Linked DNA regions of Mus musculus: all the other regions are linked to region 1. The links are chromatin loops, found by intact Hi-C in ENCODE. Cell type or tissue: heart. All regions are shown on one strand. Links, peaks and the distances in the headings refer to the core of each region. The heading gives the core; the rest is flanking DNA.

Region 1 (5,332 bases), core at 145-5,144:
CTTCTGCTGGAGACAATATAAGGACATTGGAAGAAGGGAGTCTAGCTCGAGCTCTTGCTCCTTCGCCTGCTTGCTGCGTGAGACTGAGTAACTGCTAGATCCTTGGACTTCCATTCACAGCTGCGACTGAACAATTGTTGGGAATTGGGCTGCCGACTGTAAGTCATCAATAAATTCCTTTACTATTTAGAGACTATTCATAAGTTCTGTGACTCTAGAGAACCCTGACTAATACACCAGGTTAGACCCTACTGCTGAGAATACCACATGTCCAGGACACAGTGACCTCAAGTCAGAACTAAGCTGGAAGCTCTCTTCCTCCCTGCTAGCTGGCTCATTAAGGAGCTAAGAATTTTTTTTACGATGCATTTTGATATAATTTAAATGGCGTGTAATAATTGTTTGTTTGTTTGTTTTGTGAGTGTTTAACATTTTATTTGGTTTGTTCTTGAAACAAACTCTAATGTAGCCCAGGCTAGTCTCAGACACACTAGCTAGCAGAGGCTGGCTCTGAACTCCTGATTGTTGACCCACCTCCATTTCCGCCCTCGTGCTGAGATGAAAGGCATCAACACACCTGACATAAAAATCTTGGTTTTTTTTTTTTTTTTAAGTTATGCCATCTGTTGTAATCAGGCTGTTCTCACTCAAGAGAAGACCAGGACAAACTTTTTAGGAATTTGAAATTTTTTATTGAGCCACAGACCCTGCTGGGGGACACTCCTGTGACTACTTATTTAAAGAGGTGGCCCCTAACTGAGTGAGCAAGAGGCTTATAAAGGGACAACCACAAGTCTGGTGCTCCCGTTTTGATGTAGCTGTGATGGCTGTTAGTAAGCATGACAGGTATGAACTTTTAATGAGAACAGGGCACAGCTGTGGAACCACGCGGCATCACTGATCAGAAAGGGTGGCAGAAGCAGAGTGATCGCCAGAGAGTTATGGTACCCATAAAGTACCAGCATACCAGAGGGTCAGGCTGATCTCAATCTTAGCCCGAAGTCAGGTAGGATTGAGCAAATAGGTTTTTCTTAGTTTATATCCACAGCCCTTGAAGTCTTTTTTTTTTTTTTTAATAATTTACTTTTTTATTCAAGTTACATCTGGATCACAGCCCACCCTCCCTCTTTTCCTCCCAGTACTACGCTTACAAGTCCCGCCCCCTATTGCCTCCTGGCCCTTTAAGTTTTGAGTTCAAAGCTGAGGCAAATCCCCTGATTGATAGTTTCCTTAAAACAAACAAACAAACAAAAAAGACTACACTTCCCAGCTCCCTTTGCGGGCAGGCAAAGTAAATCTGAAAGGGAGTGACTACTGGAGTACACGCAGAGGGAGAGGGGGAGAGGGGGAGAGGGGGAAAGGGGGAGAGGGGGAGAGGGAGAGATATTTCCTCTCCTATACAGGGTCATAGACAGGGTCACATCTTTTTCCTGCAGGTGTTCTCTCATCCACCCACGTGTATGGGACAATGTCCCGTCGCCATGACTGAAAGGGGGGTCCCGACCCGACTCTTCAGGGTCAGATGCCTCTTCCTTTTAAGCCGCTTCAGAAATCTTACACTGATAATCTGGTTTTCATATCACAGTTACGTGTTGTGCATTAAATACCTGCCCCTGCTTGTATGTTTCCAGGACCCTTAGCGGAGGACAGCATCCTGACGGCTAAGCCCCCACGGAGACAAGCAGAGCTCTGCAAAGGCAGGACCATCAGCTACAGAGCAAGGAGGAGCTGAAAAGCTTTGGTAAGAGAGGGACACTGAGGTGAGCTAGCGCCAGTGGTCCAGCAGGAGCATCACAAACCTAGTCACTTTCTGCATCTTCTCACGGGATGGCCACATTAATTTTGGCTTCCCTTATGAAAGCGAGCTGGCTTTCAAAAGTTTCCATGGTTATGTTTCCTCCAAAAACATCAGTAGCTTCACATACTTTCCTTTGTTTCCCAACAAGAGCCAGACTGATTTTTCAAAGATGCAAAATCGCTCTCATAACTCTCATCCCCCAAGTCCTCTGTGAGTCGTCCCTAAGTGCCCTGGGAATGAAATGCAAGGGCCCCTCCCACATACACTCCAGTGCTTTCCATCCTAACAATTAAAACCCAGGAAAGTCTATACCGCTGGTAAATGATTGCGATTGCCTCTGCTGTTAACAGAAGTGATCTGCTCTGCGGGAGAGTGGTAGGGAGGCAGAAGGCAGGACAGGAAGGAGCGCTGGGGGTGGGAGGGGAGGAAACCTTATGGGTTCAGCGGTTGCTTTTACGTACGCTGGTAAAAATGGGGACATGGCACCCTCTGGTGGACAAAGGAGAGAACTGCGGTAACCCTGTGCATCGTGACTCCCCTCACACACACACACTCTAAAATCCCAGAGGTCAAAGGTAATAATGATCCCAGAATTCTGAAGCTTCCAGGCAGCCAGGGTAATTGTGTGAAATATAACATTTCTTTTATTAGTAGTCCCTGGTTTTGTTTTGTTTTTTAGTTGTATCTTTTCTCAACCACTAAGATCTGTGAAGATAGAAACCTCTCTTGTTCACAGCCCTTGTTCCTTTAACAGGTGGTTGGAGCACAGAATAGATGCTCAGTAAATGATACGGGATGTTATTCACTGTCTTCAGCTCAAACCTGAGATGATGTGCTGGCGCAGTGGTGGCGCACGCCCTTAATCTCAGCACTTGGGAGGCAGAGACAGGCGGATTTCTGAGTTCGAGGCCAGCGTGGTCTACAGAGTGAGTTCCAGGACGGTCAGAGCTACACAGAGAAACCCTGTCTTGAAAAAAAAAAAAAAAGAACCCAGAGGATGTGTGTGCCCCCACTTTGGATCGGACCCAAGACCCTAAGACCCAAGACCCAACATGGAGTTAGCAGCTGCTAGCCTCCTTCCAGAGCCTGTACAAGCTGCTTCCCTGAAGTAGTAAGCAAGGGGGGTCAGATGAAACCCGAAAGCTCCCTGTCTCTGGGTATGAAGAGAGCAGGGGCACAATTGGTGGGGTACCCAAAGATTCCCCCCACGGTGGGACAAGAGGAATGGGGATTCGAACAGAAGGAAGCAGGTGGGCTGTAAGTTAGGAAGCTGGAATATTTTAGGTTGTCTTTGTTTTTAAAGCATTGATGTGTGTGAGTGTTTTGCCTGTAGGTGTGTAGGTGTGCCACACTGGTGCATGCCTGGTGCCCAGGAGTTGAGGAGGAGAGGCTCCCCTGCATTAACTAGGATTACAGATGATTGTAGACTGCCGTGTGGGTACTGGGAATCAAACCTGCGTTCTCTGCAAAGGCAAAAAGTGCTCATACCTGCTCAGCCATCTCTCAATGGGCCAAATTTTTAACCCACAAAAACTTCAACCCCACCAGGTCGTTCATCCTTAAAGCAGGGGAGGGTAGGAAAGCTTTTAAACAGAGATGCCTGCATCTTGAAGGTAAGGGTAAAAACAGCCCTAGGAAGTACCTGTGTGGTACACAGGTTGGGCAAGGAGCAAGTTCCTTCTCTCAATAAAGAAGAAGGAAAGCCTACTATTAAGTAAGTCTCCCAGATGTTGGGAAAGGTGCCTGATACCCTACACTCCTCCTTCCTGTGCCGACTCCCAAGAGAGCTGTGGTCTGCTGCACAAGAAATTCATTGTGTGTTTTTGTTGGAGACAGGGTCTCTTGTAACCCAGACTAGCCTCAAACTCCCTCTACACAGCCAAAGATGACCTTGAACGTGTGAACCTCCTGTGGCTTTATAATTACAGGCACGGACCAAATTACCTGGTTTATGTGGTGTTGGATCTAATGTGGAAATGTCCTCCTACTTTTGCAAAAGCCTGGCAGTGCCCATGTGAAACCAGATGCACTACCACTGAGCCACACGCCCAGCCCCTCACTGGGGGATTCTAGGCAGGGGCTCTACCACTGAGCCACACCCCCAGCCCCTCACTGGGGGATTCTAGGCAGGGGCTCTACCACTGAGCCACGCCCCCAGCCCCTCCTTGGGGGATTCTAGGCAGGGGCTCTACCACTGAGCCACACCCCCAGCCCCTCACTGGGGGATTCTAGGCAGGGGCTCTACCACTGAGCCACGCCCCCAGCCCCTCACTGGGGGATTCTAGGCAGGGGCTCTACCACTGAGCCATATCCCAGAGGCAGGAAGACAAGGAAATGCAGAAGGAAGAGGAAAGAAAAGAAGTTGGGGAAGAAAACGGAAAGCCGAGACAGCACAACTGGCTGTGCAAGCATAGGACCTGAGCTCTCGCTCCCCTTTCCTGTTTGAGGTAGGTCTTCTAATGTTTCTCAGGTTACTCTTTAACTCAAGATCCTCCACACCCAGTCTCATGAGTATCTGGGATTACAAGTGTGCACTGCCATGCCTGGCCACTGGAGCGTTAGTAATGATACTGAAGAATACAGGCTTGTGAGGTCAGAAAATACATATTAAATGCCTATCATTACACTGCATTCCCCAATTTTTCTCTCCACTTGGAATGTGTTGAAGCCACCTCTGCTCTGCACTCGATGGGGGCATCACTCACTTCTTCTTCCTTTTTCTTTCTTTTTTTTTTTTTTTTTTTTTTGAGGAGCAAAGACAAGAGGGTTCATGATGTAGCCCAGGCTGACATCAAAACTTACTAGTCAGTGAGGATGCTCTTGAATCCCTCCCTGGTATCCCTACAGACAGCTTTAGGCAAAGTTTTTATATTGAAATATTTTCTATTATGGTTGAGGCTCCGAGGTCAATACCCAGAACCATAAAAGCGTATCAAAAACTAAAACATTTCTATTGTGGTGGCCTGACCTGGGTTTCAGTCTTAGCACCTACAGCTGGTGGCCCAGAACCCTCTGTAACTTCTGCCCAGGGATCAATGCTCTGGCCTCAGTGGGTATCCACATTTATACGCACGGTTATAGTTAGGGTTTTATTGCTGTGAACAGACACCATGACCAAGTCAACTCTTATAAAAACAACTTTTAGTTGGAGTTGGCTTACAAGTTCAGAGGTTCAGTCCATTATCATCAAGGCAGGAACATGGCAGCATCCAGGTAGGCATAGTGCAGGGAGAGCTGAGAGTTCTACATTTTCATCTGAAGGCTGCTAGCAGAATACTGGCTTCCAGGCAGTTAGCATGAGGGTCTTAAAGCTCACACCCAGAGTGACACACCTACTCCAACAGGGACACACTCTCTAATAGGGCCACTCCCTGGGCTGAGCATATACAAACCATCACACGCACATACCCACAAACAGAAATGCACACAAACTGGCACATATACATAATCATGATGTTTTTTAATTAGTAGGTAGAGTGGTGTACACCTTTAATCCCACCTTGATAACTGTGAGTTCAGGCCAGCCTGGTCTAC
Region 2 (5,332 bases), core at 47-5,046, 120 kb before region 1:
ATAAAGCGGCTCTGCCTAGGATCAGCTTAATGACAGCTAAGGTTTCACACCCTTAGTCACAATGCAGCCTGCTAAAGAATTGTTGTGGGCATATTTAATAACCATGAACTAAAATGGGCAGCTAATATTTAATTACCATTGATTATAATTGATAACAATTATAAAAGCTTTCTTAATTTCCTGCAAAGCCTTCTGTAGTAAACTAAAATCCTAAGTAATAAAAAGATATTGCCTTTGAATGTTTTCTGGAGCAACAGCCACTCCCCAGAACCTAAAAGCTTCTTGTGTGAGAGCAAAGAATTAAAGTAAAACTTCCCTTGAGAGGCATTAGCTAATAAAATACTTTCCACTTAGAAAACAATATACACTGAAAGATTCAAACTCTTAGCTTCTTGTATAGAAGCAGAAATGATAAAAATTTCTTACATAATGTAGACCTATATTTAGCCATACCTAGAGGCAAAATTTTCCAGTGATTACAAACTCACTAGATGCAAACCCTTCACAATTATTAAGATGCAAAGAAAAAAACCAAACTTTTATATCTATAATAACTATATAAAAACTAGGCAAGCCAAATTGTAATGCCTTTATAAATTCTACAGTCTGATTGACCCTTTATAAACTTTGAATTTGAACTTTATTAAAACAGCATTTGGCTAGGTCTGCAAAGGTGCCCTTTTAGCTAAAAGGAAATTCCCCTGGAGGCAAGGAGAGGCAAGGAGAGGCAAATAGAGCTTCTTTAGGCACTATTTGCAAGACAAAAGAAAGTCACACAAACCTTGCAGAGGCTGCTCCCGAGCTCAGTTCCTCCTGCCATGAGGTCAGATTTTAGAACTTTTAAGTCTCTTTGCAATATTAGATTATAACTACTACCTTGGGAAAGCAAAACCCAATTTCAAAACAATTTATCATCTTTAGAATCAATATTAGAAGCATTACTATCATATTACGAAGTTTGGCTGCCAACTTATACCTATGAATGCATGACAGTGAAAGCTTTAAATCTTATCTTTAAATTTACTTTCTAGGATAAGAATCACCTTAAATATTATCTCATCTAGAAGTATCTTAGGAGGCCCAGTTTTTTGGCCCTCTTATGCCACGTGTTAGAAAAGACTCCCGAATTGCCAATTTAAGGCTAACCTTCTGTTACCAATGTAATAATTATTTAATCCTAACCAATAACTTATGAAATGATTGTGAAGACAGGCAGAGCACATTTCCAGTAAAAACCAAATGAAGCAGCTACACTTAGATTCAATCAGAGAATATTAATTTTTCTAACTATAATTATAAAATAAAAAGCACTTTGTCATTAACTAAACTCAATAATCACGATTGCAGAGAATTTTCTTACAAAAAAAAAATCTATCAGCTATTTCGCCCCCAAACTATGAGGCTGCAGACTCCCCTTTTTTAAAAAAACAGTTTTTCCAGCAGGGGCCCTCCTGCTGTGCCTGATCCTGGCTAAAGTGTGTGGCCCCTCTAGGCTTTGCTATACCAGCAGAGAAAGTATTAGCCATCTTTTATTTTCCAAAATGAAAACACAGAAAATTCAGTCATTCAGATGACTAGACATGAACACACATGAATTGAACACATGGACAGACCGGTGCACCAGACATTAGACAAGACCTTAGACAAAAACACAAAGAAGGCTGCTGTAGGACCCAGAGAGAATAAAGCATGGCGTCCCCTAAAATTTCTCTCTGCTTCTGGGACATTTTCCTCCCACCTGATGCAGTTCTTATACTGCGGCCAATCTGCCTGATTGTTAAATCCAAACCCTTTTACCTCTCTCATCTAAAAAGCAGCTTCTGGAAGCTGCGGCTAACTGCCTGTTACATTCCTAGATCCCGTATCTCACTGCTGAACCTAAGTGAATCCAGCGCGCGGGTTTAGCGCTGTTCCAGCTTAGCCCGTACCATACCTAGCAACCTTTTTGCCTGTTGCTTCTCATGTTCCGGTACGAATTTTCTTTAATTATTTTCTTTTTCCATGGAGCTCCAAACCAGCAGTGTTTCTTCCAAATGTCCTCTGCCATTCCCACGCCCCGCATTGTTTTGCCAAATTGTTGGGGCCGGCCTGCGGCTCTCAGGTCTGGGTTCGAGCCTGGGAGGCATCTTGGAGCTGAAAGAAAGGGAAACTAGGCAGAAGAGAGAGAGAGAGAGATGGATTCTGATCAAGGCTCAATGATTGATGATAAAATCTGCGCTTATAAAGAGGGGATCCCATCCTTCAGGCAGGCGGCAGGCAGTATCACATCAAAGGAGAGGGATGAGAAGCAGCACGGCAGGTGGCTCCGCCTCAGTGCCGGACAGTCTGAACCAGCCTGTCTAGGCTGAAGGAGGTTACAGTCAATGTTCACAGTAAGTGACTGTCTTGCTTCCCAATGCTGGGTGTGTCTTACTCTACTTCATATGTTCGTTGTGAGGAGTGGGTTGTGCCTACTCTCTCTACCAGTGCATTGTGCCTTCAGAATGGCATTTGGGCACTTAGTGCAGTGCACATATGGGGTGGACCAACAACATTAGAACCTCTCACCTGTCTTTTCATGGAGAGTTATCCATCCTGTGCTGGGTAAACTCAGCCTATGAATGTCAGACTCAGACATGACCCTTGGGCCTCTCAACATCCCCATAGCCCTATTATAGACTCTGTGGGTTTTGGATAAGCCCTAGCTGAGGAAGCCATGGAGTCCACAGAGCACCAGGAAGCCTTGGCTGCAAATCTCTGTGATGGTTAGACTACAAGTGACACTGGGAAATGGTTTTTCATTGGTTAGTTTTGGATTCCTGTTACAGCTGACATGGTACAAGGCTGTCATGGCATGTGTTGCTATCTAGTGCACTGTCATGAGAGCCACAGTTATGATAGTTACCCTGGGCATCTTCCACAGAGACTCATCCAGGAATACATAGCTGGACAGGACAATCTGGGTTCCCAGGCCATCACCAGCTGTTTGGATGGCCTTATGAGACTCACAGGAAGCTCAGGATTTCCAAGGTTATGGAAAAAGGACACAGGCCCTATTGCGAAGTGTTTGTCCTCTGATGCGCTCTTCCTGGAATTTTTTTCCTGCTGGCAAAATGTTCCAGAGTTGCTAACTGGAGAGCACACAGAATGAGGTGCAATTCCATTGCTGCTCACTAGATGGTGCAGTAACTCAGCCCAAGGCTTCAGAGTCTGCCCAGTCTCCTAAGGCTCTTACCGTGATCAGAATGGCAGAAAACTCAGAAAAGCAATTTCAGGAACCATGCGCTTAGGGTGTAGCTGAAAGGAAATAAAACTGTGATTCATGTAATGTATGTCAAATAGCCCAAAGAGTTGTTTGTGAGCTTTGAAAACCTGGGGCTGAGAACATAGCAGAACAGACCAGGACATGCCCGGGCAGGCCCATCGCCTCCCTATCTCCCACCCCTCTGACCTAAGTTAAATGTTACAGGCTGCTAATGTTTAAATGGACCAATCATGTGAAACCGCGCCAATTCCTCCCCCAGCCCCACTCCTTTTCTATAAAAACCCCTAGCTTCCAAGCCTCGTGGTTGAATCCACTGTCTCCTGTGTGAGATACGTTTCGACCCGGAGCTCCGCAATTAAAATACCTTGTGTTGTTACATCAAGGTGTTGTGTTCTATTCGTGATTCTTGGGTGCACGCCGAATCGGGAGCTGAGTGGGGGTTTCCCCACTAGGTTCTTTCATAGCCTGGCTCCATCCCTTATCCTATAGACCTCAAGTTCTTTTGTGCAGTCTTTCAGACCTACTAAGCACATTACTCTGTCAGAGAATCCTGAGTACCTCGTTTCCAGCTCTCCCTGTCAAATTCCATTGTGAATTACCTAGACAGAGGACAGCTGCCTCCCAGGAAGGACATGGGCAGACCCTAGGTGAGGTCCAGGTAGCACAGGATGCTGAGAGTGAAGCCTCCCTCAGTCTTGAAGCAGGCTGATTTAGACTTTGCTTCCACTGAATATGAGATTACCTGGGGTGTAGCCTTCCGACTTAGATGGCTATATTGTTATGTCAACTACCGCTGCTCTTCTCTGAGACTCTGCTACCTGCTGAGACACCCTTGAGACATTTTGGAGACACATCCTATCCTGCATGTCGCCTACAGGCTGGCTCCAGGCACCAAGAATGGACTGGCGGGGGTGGCGGGTGATCGGCCTTCCCCCTTATAAGCACAGTCTCTTAGTAAACTCGTGGGCCTTGATCAGAGAAAAATTTGTCTTGGCATCATCATTCTTTCCTCGCTGCCTAGTCTCTCTTTCAGCCCCAGCCTGCCTTCCAGGAATACCCAGTTCATGTAGGCTGCGGGCCAGCCTCCTACAACAGATTGGCACCTGAACCAGGGACCTGGAAATGACAGGAAATACTGGGGGATCACTGTCTTATGTGTGGAGCTCCATGAGAAAGAAAGAATAAAAAGATCGTACTGGGCACAGTGAGCAACAGGTATTTATGCTGGTTTTAAACTTCATATTTTAAAGTGTTGCTTGAGGTGCGATAGGATACGGGCTAAGTTGGAACAGTGCTGACCCGGTGCTGATTCTACTTAGGGTTTGGCAGCAAAATATGTGTGGGACTAGAAACTTCGAATCAGGTGGTTGTCCGCAGTCAAGGACTGCATTAGGCTAGAGGAATAGGGTTTAGAATAATAAAATAAAATAAAATAAAATAAAATAAAATAAAATAAAATAGAAGAAAATGGATTTTGAAACTCTTCCAGAGACAGAGAGAATTGGCGGACGCCCTGCTTTATTCTTTCTGGCCCCTACAGCAGAAGTTCTCTGCCCTATTTGTGTTCTCTAATGTTTGGTGCACCAATCTGTTCACGTGTCAATTCAGGTGTGTTTTGTTTCATTGTCTGAATGACTGAATGTTCTGTGTTTCATGTTGGAAAATAAAAATGGCTAAGCCTTTATCTGCTGGTCCACCCTTTAGCCAAGAATCAAGCACAGCAGGAGAGCCTCTGCTGAAAAAAACTGTTTTTAAAGAAAAGGAGTCTGCAACCTCTTAGTTCTAAGGCAAATAAGCTGATAGTTGTTTTTTCCTAGAAAATTCTCTGCAATTGTGATTATTGTGTTTAGCAAATGACAAAGTCCTTTTTTATCTTATAAATATAGCTAGAAAAATTAAAATTCTTTGATTGGTCTAAATTTATAAGATTCCTGTAGCCACTTAATTTGGTTTTTTACTGGTCTTAAAGATATAATATGCTCTGCGTGTCTTCATCATGGAATATTAGCTTATAAGTTATTGGATATGGTTAAAAGGTGTAACATTGGTAGCAAGACAGCTTTAAATTGGTAACTCAGGTTTGGAGTC
Region 3 (5,332 bases), core at 47-5,046, 160 kb before region 1:
AACTTTAGTAAAGCTCAAAGCACACATTGCACCTCACACAATAATAGTAGGAGACTTCAACACCCCACTCTCATCAATGGACAGATCCTGGAAACACAAACTAAACAGAGGCACATTGAAAATAATAGAAGGCCAAAGCATCTGCAGGAGACATCTTGGTTCCCGGATTCCACCAAGACTAGTCTGCTCAAGTGAGAGTGTGGACTACAAAAGCCAACAGCTTCTGGGACAGGCAGGAGCCACAGAGCTTCTGAGGCAGACCCCTTTTCAGGCTCCAGACATCCGGGCACCTTCCCTGCCAGAGGAGAAGTGTCTGCCCTGCCCGGGAGGGCTTTTCCGGAGTACCTGAGGGAGCCATCTTGATCCCTGGATCCTGCTGAGACTAGTCTGCACAGGTGAGAGTGTGGACTACAGAAGCTAACAGCTTCTGGGACAGGTCCTGTTTCAGGCGTTCATCTTCTGTCAGGAGGCAAGTCCAAATGCCAGATATCTGTGCACCTTCCCTGAAAGAGGAGAGCTTGCCTGCAGTGAGTGCTATGACCACTGAAACTCAGGAAAGAGCTAGTCTCCCAGGTCTGCTGGTAGAGAATAACAGACTCACGAGAGGAACAAGCTCTAACCAGAAACAACTATAATAACTGACTCCAGAGATTACCAGATGGCAAAAGGCAGACATAAGAATCTTTCTAACAGAAACCAAGACCACTCACCATCATCAGAACCCAGCACTCCCACCTCAGCCAGTCCTGGGCACCCCAACACATGCGAAAACCTAGACCCAGATTTAAAGGCATATCTCATGATGATGCTAGAAGACATCAAAAAGGACTTTAATAAATCACTTAAAGAAATACAGGAGAACACTGCTAAAGAGTTGCAAGTCCTTAAAGAAAAACAGGAAAACACATCCAAACAGGTGATAGAAATGAACAAAACCATACTAGACCTAAAAAGGGAAGTAGACAAAATAAAGAAATCCCAAAGTGAGGCAACGCTGGAGATGGAAACCCTAGGAAAGAAATTTGGAAACATAGATTCAAGCATCAGCAACAGAATATAAGAGATGGAAGAGAGAATCTCAGGTGCAGAAGATACCATAGAGAACATTGGCACAACAAACAAAGAAAATACAAAATGCAAAAAGATTCTAACTCAAAACATCCAGGAAATCTAGGACACAATGAGAAGACCAAACTTACGGATAATTGGAACAGATGAGAATGAAGATTTTCAACTTAAAGGGCCAGCAAATATCTTCAACCAAATTTAAGAAGAAAACTTCCCAAACCTAAAGAAAGAGATACCCATGAACATACAAGAAGCCTACAGAACTCCAAATAGACAGGACCAGAAAAAAAAATTCCTGCCAACCCATAATAATCAGAACAACAACTGCCCTAAATAAAGATAGAATACTAAAAGCAGTAAGGGAAAAAGGTCAAGTAACATATAAAGGCAGGCCTATCAGAATTACACCAGATTTTTCACCAGAGACTATGAAAGCCAGAAGAGCCTGGACAGATGTTATACAGTCACTAAGAGAACACAAATGTCAGCCCAGGCTACTATACCCAGCCAAACTTTCAATTACCAAAGATGGAGAAACCAAAGTATTCCATGATAAAACCAAATTCACACATTATCTTTCCACGAATCCAGCCCTTCAAAGGATAATGACAGAAAAAAATCCAATACAAGGACAGAAACCACGTCCTAGAAAAAGCAAGAAAGTAATCCTTCAATAAAGCTAAAAGAAGACAGCCACAAGAACAGAATGCCGACTTTAACAACAAAAATAATAGGAAGCAACAATTACTTTTCCTTAATATCTCTTAATATCAATAGACTCAACTCCTCAATAAAAAGACATAGATTAACAGACTGGCTACACAAAAAGGACCCAACATTTTGCTGCAACAGGTCCTAGACACATCTATCCCTAACCGCAACCAGCCATGGATACAAAATCAAGGCCTTGTTTCCAGAAGTGTGGAAGCCTCTGCTCCCTGAACCCTCACCCACCCAGAGGAGGCTCAGAATCTCCTGTCCCAGTGGTAGCCATGGCTCCCCGATATGTCTATCCTTCCCGCAACCGGCCACAGAAACAGATTCAAGGTCTTGTACCCAGGTGGTGCTCACAGAAGATGAATGTGGAGTCACTCAGAATCTAAGAACAGAATCAGCCTGCAGTAACAAGACATAACCACAAGGTGGTGTTCACAAACACATCAACACTCAGTACTGCACAAATGTTTACTCAGACCTGAAAAAATTACCGTGGCAACATAAGTCATTTATCTCTACACAAGCTTTTGTTATGCTCTATGGATCTCACAGAAAGTTGTTGATATTCAGACAAATGAGCTGCCACATACATCACAAGTTTTTGCACCACTGCACAAGTACTCACCCCTTCAGACCACATAGAAAATTTCTGACACTCATATACATTCCTTGGCACAGCTCAAACCTAGAATAATCACAGTGGTAACACAAGCTACCAGGTTCCACACAAACAAAACATCTCAGCAGGGCTGGAAGAGTTCCACATTTATCTCCACACAGGTTTGCTCCATTCCACTCTGCAGAGCTTACAGAAAAAGCTCAGACAGATTCAGTGCTCAGACATGGAAAAAGCAGGGAGTTTAACACAGTTTTACAAACATAAAAAAACAAATACCTAGACTAGTTTTGTCAGCTTTAGGACCGTCTACATCAGTAGTCCTGTGTGTCATGGGGAACTTCCCAGGCAACATACCAAAATGTTGTGCCAGGGAAATGTTATCCCAAACACACACAGGAGACAATCTGATGCAACATACAGCAGGGCTTTTCTTCTATTTGAGCTGTCTCAGGCCCTCCCAACATACCACTGTTATGCAGGATGTTTTGGTGGTGGGGGAGCCCTGAATATCTATCAAGGAAAGGCTTTATAGTAAGCAGCAAGCAGGAAATACATGTGCAAACATCCAATTGGAAAGATATTGTGGCCTTTAACATAATTGGCTGGTGCTGGGAGTCACATCAGAAAATTAACTTCTGTTCCCCTCTGCATTGAGGGGTTGCTAGGCAAGGGGTGGGCTTGTAACTTGGGATGCATATTTGTTGAGAGAATAACCTGAAGACACTGGTGTTGTTGGAGATTAGGCTAGAGACTGGAGCTATGCTCAGGTTTTGTTTGGGTGGGGCAACTTGGAGATCAATGCTATATACCAGCCTGTTAGTTTACCTGAGTTCAAACATAGTTCAGGTTCTCTAAAATGGAGAACTTAAAAGCTTTGTCATCTCAACAGCATCTTAATATACCAATTAGAAGTAACTGAGTGCAGGTTCCTAGAAGCACTTTGCAAACCCTCTTGTGCAAACAGTTATGGGGGACCCAGTTAGAATTAGAATACAAGCAGCTACATCCTATGAGAAATTTGTGCCCCTTTGGAGTTTTAGAATTATCAGAGGACATAGTCAGTGTAGACCATCTGAAATATCAGAATGTTTCATCCTATTCAGGGCAGGATGTGTGTGTGTGTGTGTGTGTGTGTGTGTGTGTGTGTGTGTGTGTGTGTGAGAGAGAGAGAGAGAGAGAGACAGAGAGAGAGAGAGAGAGACAGAGAGAGAGAGAGAGACAGAGACAGAGAGAGAGACAGAGAGAGACAGAGAGGCAGAGAGACAGAGAGACAGAGAGACAGAGAAGGAGAGGCAGAGAGAGAGGGATAGAGGGATAGAGGGACAGAGAAAGAGAGAGAGAGAGAGAGGGTGAGAGAGCAGTGTGTGTCTTTGTGTGCATACATGCTGTGAGTGTGTACATATGTGTGTCTGTGTGTAGCTCTGCCATAGAATCAGGATGAGCCCAGATTGCCTGGCCCTCATCATAAGCACATCCTGAGAAAGGTCCCTGGGCCTGAGAATCTGGCTGCTGAAACAGTGGAATTTTACTCCAAGGGGGACAACCAGGAAGTCCTGGCTCTGTATCAGTGTCCTAGAGAACTGACTCTAGGTGCCCTGGGGTAGTTCCTGCAGTCTTGGGATCTGAGCTGTCAGAACCAACAGAGCAGAATGATTCATTATCTGTCTGAACATCCTAGCTCAGGGAACCAGACAGGGCGCTGATATGAGAGCCACTGGTAGGATAGGTCACTGGGCATCTCCTTCTGGGTCTCAGCATGGAGAGCACATCTGTACAGATGCTTAGGCCATCAGCCAACTGTTCTGAATGCTTATGAGACTTACACGAATGTCAGTGTCCCCATGAGATGGACAGAGGACATAGGTGACTTGATGATTCATGTCCTGAGGGAGGAAGTCTAAAAAAATCCTCTCCTTCAGGCAATGGTAACAGACACTGCTGATGTGGACAGCTGTCCCTCCTCTGTGTCAGGCCCTTGCTCATATTAAAGGCTATCTTGTAGACACTGAAACATTCCCCAAGTGTGATGTCGCTGGGAAACTGAGGCACAGGGAACACAGTGTCCACCTGAGCCTCACACAGTCCACAGCTGACAGATGTGAAGCACAAGTGCTCTGTCTCCAGCCAAGTATCCAGTGTCCCCGTACTGGAGGCCTTCTCGGGTGTCTGTGAATCAGGGAGGATCCGATGTTAATCTTGGTCATCAGCTGCTTAAGGGGACATCTTGACCATGAATTGAAAACAAATGGACAGTCAGAGTTAGATCTGACTGTAGAACTAAACCATATGTCTCTGAACAATTCCTGAAGCATTCTAGGATAACTGAGCCCATATACTAGACAGGAAATCATGTGACCTCTGCATCCAACAGTCACTGCTCCTGGAATAGAATGAACAGGATGTTGCTTCAGGCTCCCATTAGAGCCTACATCTGCCACAGGTCTTCCTTGTCCTCTATCACTTGGTTACTCCTGGGTTCATGACACAGACCCTCTGTACACTATGAAGACCAGTACATCTTGGCCTAGGCCAAGCATATGCAGCCAGGCCCAGTATTGAGCTAGAATGGGTTAGAGGGAATTTTCATGCTTAGAGAGGCTCAGAGTGATGGAGTGTTGGGGACATCTTGGAGTCAGACTTAATGAACACATGGGTATTTAGTGTGGTTCTTCTCTGTATATGCTGGTGAGGGAACAGGGATCATGCCTGCCACATGAGTATTCTTTTACAAAGTTTCATCCTAGCTCTGACTGGGACTTGTTTACCTGATGTTATAGCACAGATACTACATCCTTCTATAGACCAGGATTTCCCCTTAACCTCTGCTGACATCACATGTGGCTTTGTTCTGTTTGCTCCAATGGCTCAGATGACCTGCTGATGTTCCCCTCAGACATTCATTACCATCCAGGGTCAAACCTCAATCTC

What was found. Hi-C counts contacts between places; a loop is a spot of excess contacts. Peaks named below come from ENCODE experiments on the same cell type or tissue, not always from the same donor. Only the 100,000 strongest peaks of a DNase experiment are listed, where the experiment ranks them.
Region 2: a loop joins it to region 1, with 6 times the contacts of the local background. A loop is called at or near these places in 31 of 42 quality-filtered maps.
Region 3: a loop joins it to region 1, with 11 times the contacts of the local background. A loop is called at or near these places in 4 of 42 quality-filtered maps.

Annotation. Positions count from the first base shown.
Region 1 is chr7:18,871,270-18,876,601 of GRCm38, forward strand. No RefSeq gene overlaps it. Among named protein-coding and RNA genes, the nearest start is that of Pglyrp1, 11 kb to the right of the region's middle. In heart, for the core only: no CTCF peak of the experiment used is centred there; a DNase peak (open chromatin) is centred at 2,212; H3K4me3 peaks cover 1,067 bases.
Region 2 is chr7:18,746,862-18,752,193 of GRCm38, forward strand. No RefSeq gene overlaps it. Among named protein-coding and RNA genes, the nearest start is that of Gm24464, 4.3 kb to the left of the region's middle. In heart, for the core only: a CTCF peak has its summit at 3,145; no DNase peak of the experiment used is centred there; H3K27me3 peaks cover 1,018 bases.
Region 3 is chr7:18,708,317-18,713,648 of GRCm38, forward strand. No RefSeq gene overlaps it. Among named protein-coding and RNA genes, the nearest start is that of Psg22, 7.1 kb to the right of the region's middle. In heart, for the core only: a CTCF peak has its summit at 2,206 (motif pointing right); no DNase peak of the experiment used is centred there.